Regions from separate parts of the Mus musculus genome. Here region 1 is linked to region 2. Evidence: chromatin loops called from intact Hi-C (ENCODE). Cell type or tissue: left cerebral cortex. All regions are shown on one strand. Each heading gives the region's core, and the rest is flanking DNA. Links, peaks and the distances in the headings are about the cores only.

Evidence for each region. A loop is a pair of places that touch in the nucleus more often than their neighbours do. Peaks named below come from ENCODE experiments on the same cell type or tissue, not always from the same donor. Only the 100,000 strongest peaks of a DNase experiment are listed, where the experiment ranks them.
Region 1: it touches region 2 in a loop (2.6-fold over the local background); 4 of 42 quality-filtered maps call a loop at or near these places.

Annotation. Positions count from the first base shown.
Region 1 is chr4:140,032,145-140,035,050 of GRCm38, forward strand. Igsf21 (immunoglobulin superfamily, member 21) reads right to left here. Exons shown (of 10, transcript NM_198610.2): 6 at 2,207-2,681. Among named protein-coding and RNA genes, the nearest start is that of Gm52685, 37 kb to the right of the region's middle. In left cerebral cortex, for the core only: a CTCF peak has its summit at 1,444; a DNase peak (open chromatin) is centred at 1,446.
Region 2 is chr4:139,923,774-139,926,679 of GRCm38, forward strand. All of the region lies in intron 3 of Gm1667 (a long non-coding RNA gene), which reads left to right. It overlaps 4933427I22Rik (RIKEN cDNA 4933427I22 gene), which reads right to left. Exons shown (of 3, transcript NR_045159.1): 3 at 2,338-2,906. Among named protein-coding and RNA genes, the nearest start is that of Gm1667, 15 kb to the left of the region's middle. In left cerebral cortex, for the core only: a CTCF peak has its summit at 1,682 (motif pointing right); DNase peaks (open chromatin) are centred at 2,040 and 2,575; H3K4me3 peaks cover 802 bases; H3K27ac peaks cover 1,172 bases.

The DNA of each region.
Region 1 (2,906 bases), core at 143-2,642, 110 kb after region 2:
TTGCTCTCCATCACTGACAACCAATACTGCTTGTCTCTCAGGTATCGAGTAGCGGCTCCTCCCCCTTGGTTTCTGAGACACACTTATGACAGTCTGGGACTTGTGGCCGGCAGGCAGTCAGTGCAGACTGACCTCAAACTACCCAGGGAGCCAAGAGTGACCTTGAACTTCTGAGCCTCCTGTCCCCACCTCCCGAAAGTTGAGATGACAGCCTTGTACCATCACGCCTGGCTTAGCTGGGTTAGTTTTTTGGTTTTGTTTTGTTGTTTGCTTGGTTTTTTTTGCATCCTGGATACCAGTGTTTCACAGAGAACTGAGAATACACCCACCCCACCCCACCCCCCACACACTTCTACACCTTAACTTTCCACTCTCTTAAAGAGGGCTTCTTACAAGCCAAACAAAATGGCTGCTTTAAGGGATGCTGGCTTCCTTGGCTCCATAAAGACATTTCTCTTCATTTTGTTCTGGAAGCTTCATGACGCTGGCTTTTACACTGGGGTCTATCAATCATCTCCGGTTAACCTGTGTGAGTGCCAGGCAGGGGCCAGGCCCACCTCCTCCACACTTGCACTCCCTTGTTCCTCACCACCATGTGTTAGAGGTCTTCTCTTTACTCTCCGAACAGCCTCAGGGTCTCCATCAAAATCAATTGACTTTACCTGCAGGTCTGTTTCTGGCCTCTCTTCTCTGCGTCAGCCTGGCGTCTACACTGCAGGGTCTGGGCAGCTGTTTATCTGAGTTTGGGGCTGATTTATATTGTAAGTAGATCGGTTGGGATGCAAAACAGCATGGGGGGGGGGACCAGAAGCAAGTAGACCAGTTTGGAGGCCATGTTGCACTCCAGGGGGAGATGCGGAGTGCTTGAATGGGTTGCTGGGAAAGACGGAGAAGGGCAGGCCCCGGAAGCCTTCTGAGGTGCGTGTGAACCTGGACATGAGGAGATCACGAGTAGCCCTGAGGCTAACGGCTTGACCAGTGCAAAGACAGCACTGTCACCTCTGAGGTGACTTTCAAGACTGCCTACCAGACAGACACAAACCCAGGAAGAGGGGCTTTAAAGAGATACAGTCAACCGGACCGGCAAGGCTTCCTGGAGGAAGCAGCACGTGAGCCACACAAGGCATCCCTGAAAAATGAATGCAGGTGAGATCAAGGTCTCCTGCAGAAGACAAGTCCAACCACAGGTGGCCTGGCTTCAAAGTCCTTGCTGGGTGTTTGAACTCTGTGCCCCAATACCACTCCGTTCATCCCATGGCCTTTCTCAGAGTGCAGGGTTTGTCACTGTGCAGGCCATACTCGTGATTCAATGTGTCTTAACTGCAGCCGTCAGCTGGGCAACACTAAGGACTGGGACACAATGTACCGGCTAAATGACCTAGCATGTAGAACCCAAGTCCCTCACCAAAAGAACGGGAATAAGAACATCGCCCCCAGTGGCCACTATGGGTACTGCAAGGGTTCAAGCTGGACTCCCCGCTTGTGGCTGGCCCGTGTTGGCTGGCCTGTCACTTGCCACATACAACAGGCCAGAAAACAGAGGCTTGGGACAGGCTAGGCAGAAAGAGAAGTTAGCCCAGGCTCTCCCTCTCACCTCAGGAGTCCTGGCTATCCAGCATGTCCTCACCTCCCCCAGGGTTAGAGTGTGACCATCCAAAGCCCACGACTTGCTTCACAAACACCTGCTGAACTAACAGACAGGAAGCAGGCAGCACGTGGCAGACAGGCACCCAGGAAACAGCTCTTCTGATGTTCTGTGAGAGCTGTAGAAGTCTGCATTGGTTTGGAAGGGTCTTCTAGGAGCTGGCTCAAAGCCAGACAGGAGCACCCGGCCTTATGGTGTCAGTAGATGGGGCTTATTAGCACAGCTCTGCTGTGCAGAACCTAGCAGCTCAGGGCCAGATCACTAATTGCAGTCTCAGTTTTGCTTATCTGTAATGAGACTACAAGTCAGGCTTCTATCTGTGATGAGCAAATGCCCTCTAAACACCCATGCGCTTGACCTCAACAAACACCTCGATGACCAAGGGATTTCCATTTTCTCCAGTCCAACCAACAACCTCACCAAAGACCCTTGTCTCTCCTCCGAGGTGACCTGACTCCATCTGCTTCCCTCCCCCTGGCTTCCAGCAGCCCGTGCCCCCCACCACCCCTGTTGCCGAACTACAACCTCTTATGGGCTGCAGCAGAGCCTGCCAGGTCTTACCCAGCGTGACCTCCGCCTGCATGGGCATGGACAGCGCTGGGTGCTTGACCTCACAGCTGAAGAGGGCCTCATTGTCGATCTGCGGGTTGAGGGTCCAGGTGAGCAGGGCCCGCACCTCCACCGTGCCATCGCTGCCTGGGGTGCGGCTGTGGCGCAGGAAGTAGACCGGCTCGGCGCTGTGTACCCAACGGGGGAACTCTCGGCTCACCACTGTCTCTGGGATGTTTTCCGTGGTGGGCTGCACGAAGAGGCTGGGGTCCTGGGTCAGGCTGCGCGCGGGGCGCTCCGTGTAGGGACGTCCAGCCCGGTATTCAGTGTCCAGAAGGGACAGTGACTTTTGCATTTTGGTATCATCCACGTCTCGGTGCAGAAGGCTTCGGAAGGGCCTGCTGTCCTGGACTGGGCCAGAGCTGGCTGCTGGCAGTTCTGTCAGGGGCACGGCATCTATCGGCTCCCCGTCCCGTTTGAAATAAACCTACAGTTGCAAGCAGGACAAGAGGAAAAGCTAACGGTGGGATGGTTTACCTTCCTGAGGGACTCTCAGAAGAGCCTGGGCTTCCCAGTCAGTAGGGACACGGTCACTCCCACCCACTCCTTTCCCACACTCCCCTGAAGAGCTATGGGCCAGCAGGGCATTGTGGGAATACAAACAGGTCTTGAGAGAGATGGTTCAGCCCAACAACACCATCATCGGCAAGCT
Region 2 (2,906 bases), core at 245-2,744:
TGTGTAGGTGTATTGTGAGAGTGTGTAGGTGTGTGTGAGTGTGTAGGTGTGTGTCTTTGTGTGTGTAGGTGTGTGTGAGTGTGTAGGTGTGAGTGAGTGTGTGAGTTTGTAGGTGTGTGTGTGAGTGTGTAGGTGTGTGTCTTTGTGTGTGTAGGTGTGTGTGAGTGTGTAGGTGTGAGTGAGTGTGTGAGTTTGTAGGTGTGTGTGTGAGTGTGTAGGTGTGTTTATGTGTAGGTGTGTGTGAATGTATAGGTGTGTGTGTGTAGGTGTGTGTCTGTGTATGTGTAGGTATGTGTAGCTATGCGTGAATGTGTAGGTGTGTATCTGTATGTGTGTAGGTGTGTGTGGGGGTGTCTGGGTGAGTATGTAGGTGTGTGTGTGTGAAAGTATAGGTGTGTGAGTGTGTAGGTGTGTGTGTGTGTGTATGTGTACACCATTATGCAAGTGCTGGGGATGGAACTCAGGTCCTCATGTCTGTACAGAAGGCACGCTGCCATCCGAGCCATGTCTCCAGCTCCCGCAATTTGTTGGTATTTTATCTGGAATACTGGGACCCACGTAGAAGTATGAGCTTAAATTAAATCAGCATCTTTCACTGGCCTTGTCTAGTTTGGGTGTCCAAGTTAACACAGTCTCAACACAGAATGAAACAGCCTGGAGCTGGTTCTGTCGGTGAAGTACTTCCCTTGCAACTAGGAGGCTCTGAGTTCCCATCTTCAGGACATGCACAAAAGCTGCGCCCTACAGTGCATGCCTATAGTCCTGGTGCTGGGGATACTGAGGCAGGGGCTTGCTGGTCAGCCAGCAGAGTCAGATTCTCAAGCTTCAAGTCCCTCGTCCTAAAAAATAGGGTGAACAAGTCAGGAAAGACATTTGATATCTATATTTGGCCTCCTTGAATGTTCACACACACACACACACACCCCTGCACACATACCAGTCTACAAACAGGAACACACAGAGACAAACAGACACACACACACAAGCACATTCAAATGCACACACTCACATGCACATACACACACACACACACACACACACGCATGCACATAAGCACGAACAAACACAGACACTTACAGAGACATACACAGACATGCACACAGTCACACTCACATATGTACACACATGAACGCACTCAGACACACATGCACACTCATGCACACGTGTGTGGGCACGCATATACACACACCATTTGTTCACTGTCCCCTTCCCCAAACAAAAGAAAGCTCCAAGTTTAGCAGCCACTGTGCTGGGGCTCTGATGAGAAAGAGGACAGACACACCTTGAATGGAGGAGGTAGAAGCGGCCAAGGAGACTCTGGACTTCCCCCAAGGCTGGGATAAAGATGCTGTTGTGCAATGCCAAACAGGGACTCAGAACTTCAAGACCTTGAGTTACCTCAGCAAGGAGGCAGACCTGTGACAGGGAAGGACAGCAATCCTGCTCTCTATGACCTGGGCCTGTCCTGGGAACGATGCAGCCCTCCTTACTTGGCAGGAGGATGTGGGCTTGGATGAGGTTCATAGCCACCCCTGTGGGCTGGGCTGTTCAGACCCGGAAACCCTGTCTTAAGCTTTGGAAGTAAACGGGAGATCTCCATAGCAGAGACTATTTCATGCCTGTGGTGTTTTGACTGGCCTGGATATCAGTGTACCGCGTGCGTGCAGTACCTCTAGAGGCCAGAGGAGGGCGTTGGATCCCCGGGAACTGGAGTTACAGATGGTTGTGAGCTGCGCTGTGGGTGCTGGAAACTGAACCGGAGTCGGGTACAAGAGCAGCCAGGGCACTTAACCACCGAGTCATCTCTCTGGCTCTAGTTTTGAGACAGGGTCTTTCCGCTCAACCTGGAACTCACTGGTTTAGTCAGGCAGGCTGCTCATTATGCCCCAAGGATTCTCCTATCTTAGTCTCCCCAGAGCTGGGATTCGGAGTTTGCGTTGTCACACCCGCCCTGCCTTTTACTTTTACAGAGCTGGGGCTCGGAACTCAACTCAGCTGGCGCCTGTAGGAAGCACTCCCTGCACGGAGCTGTCTCCCATCCTCCCACAGTACTGTCTCCTGCTGTTTTCTTTGCTTCTTTTCTATTTATTTGTGCCCCTTTGTAGCCCAGGAACTCCAGCAGGAAGCACGCCCAGCTTCCTTCATCTCAGCGGCAGCTTTAAACAGCCCCCGCCCCCACCCACCCAACAAGCGCACTCCGTAAGCCCCCGGTGGAGCTGAACAGACAAACGTCCTCTCAGTGAGCTCAAAGCCGGTTTCTGACTGAGGCTTTCAAGAAAAGAACCGCTCAGATGTGGAGAGATTAGCGGCGAGGAGGATGCGGCGCGCTCTCTTGTTCAACATTTATTCCAACCTCCTTCACGCGTGCCTTTTTATACCAAGAAGCCAGGAAAAGAAAACCAATTTCCCTATAACCCTCTTGCAAGGAAGACTTTCAGATGCGATTCAGTCTTCCCCAACCAGAGTCACACGAACAGGACTGGGCTTGGAAAGAGTTTAAATAGGAAGAGAAATGGGGTGCGCGCTTCTCTTTTTACTGGCTTGGTATGCTTAAGGAGCTTCCCAATTTGTTGGTTTCCTTGGTAACGGTGGAGGGGACCCAGAAGGATTCTGGGGACTGGAGGTTTTCCCTAAGGCTCAGCTCACAGCCTGCTTCTCCCGTCTCGAAGGTTTGAGGGCTGCTAATGCTCCTTTGCTAGGCAAAACTCCTTCTGTTTAAACTACGGAGGCGGAGGCGCCTTCCATTCTCTCCGATGCAATCTCAGAAGGTTTTTAGAGATGGGGATGCCTGTATTTGGTTATCGATCTGATTCAGAGCCAGCCATCGAGGGCAGTGTCTCGGAGTTGGAGTGCTTGCCTCTTATGCACAAGGCCCTGGAGTCCAACCGCGGGAAAACAGGGAAAAT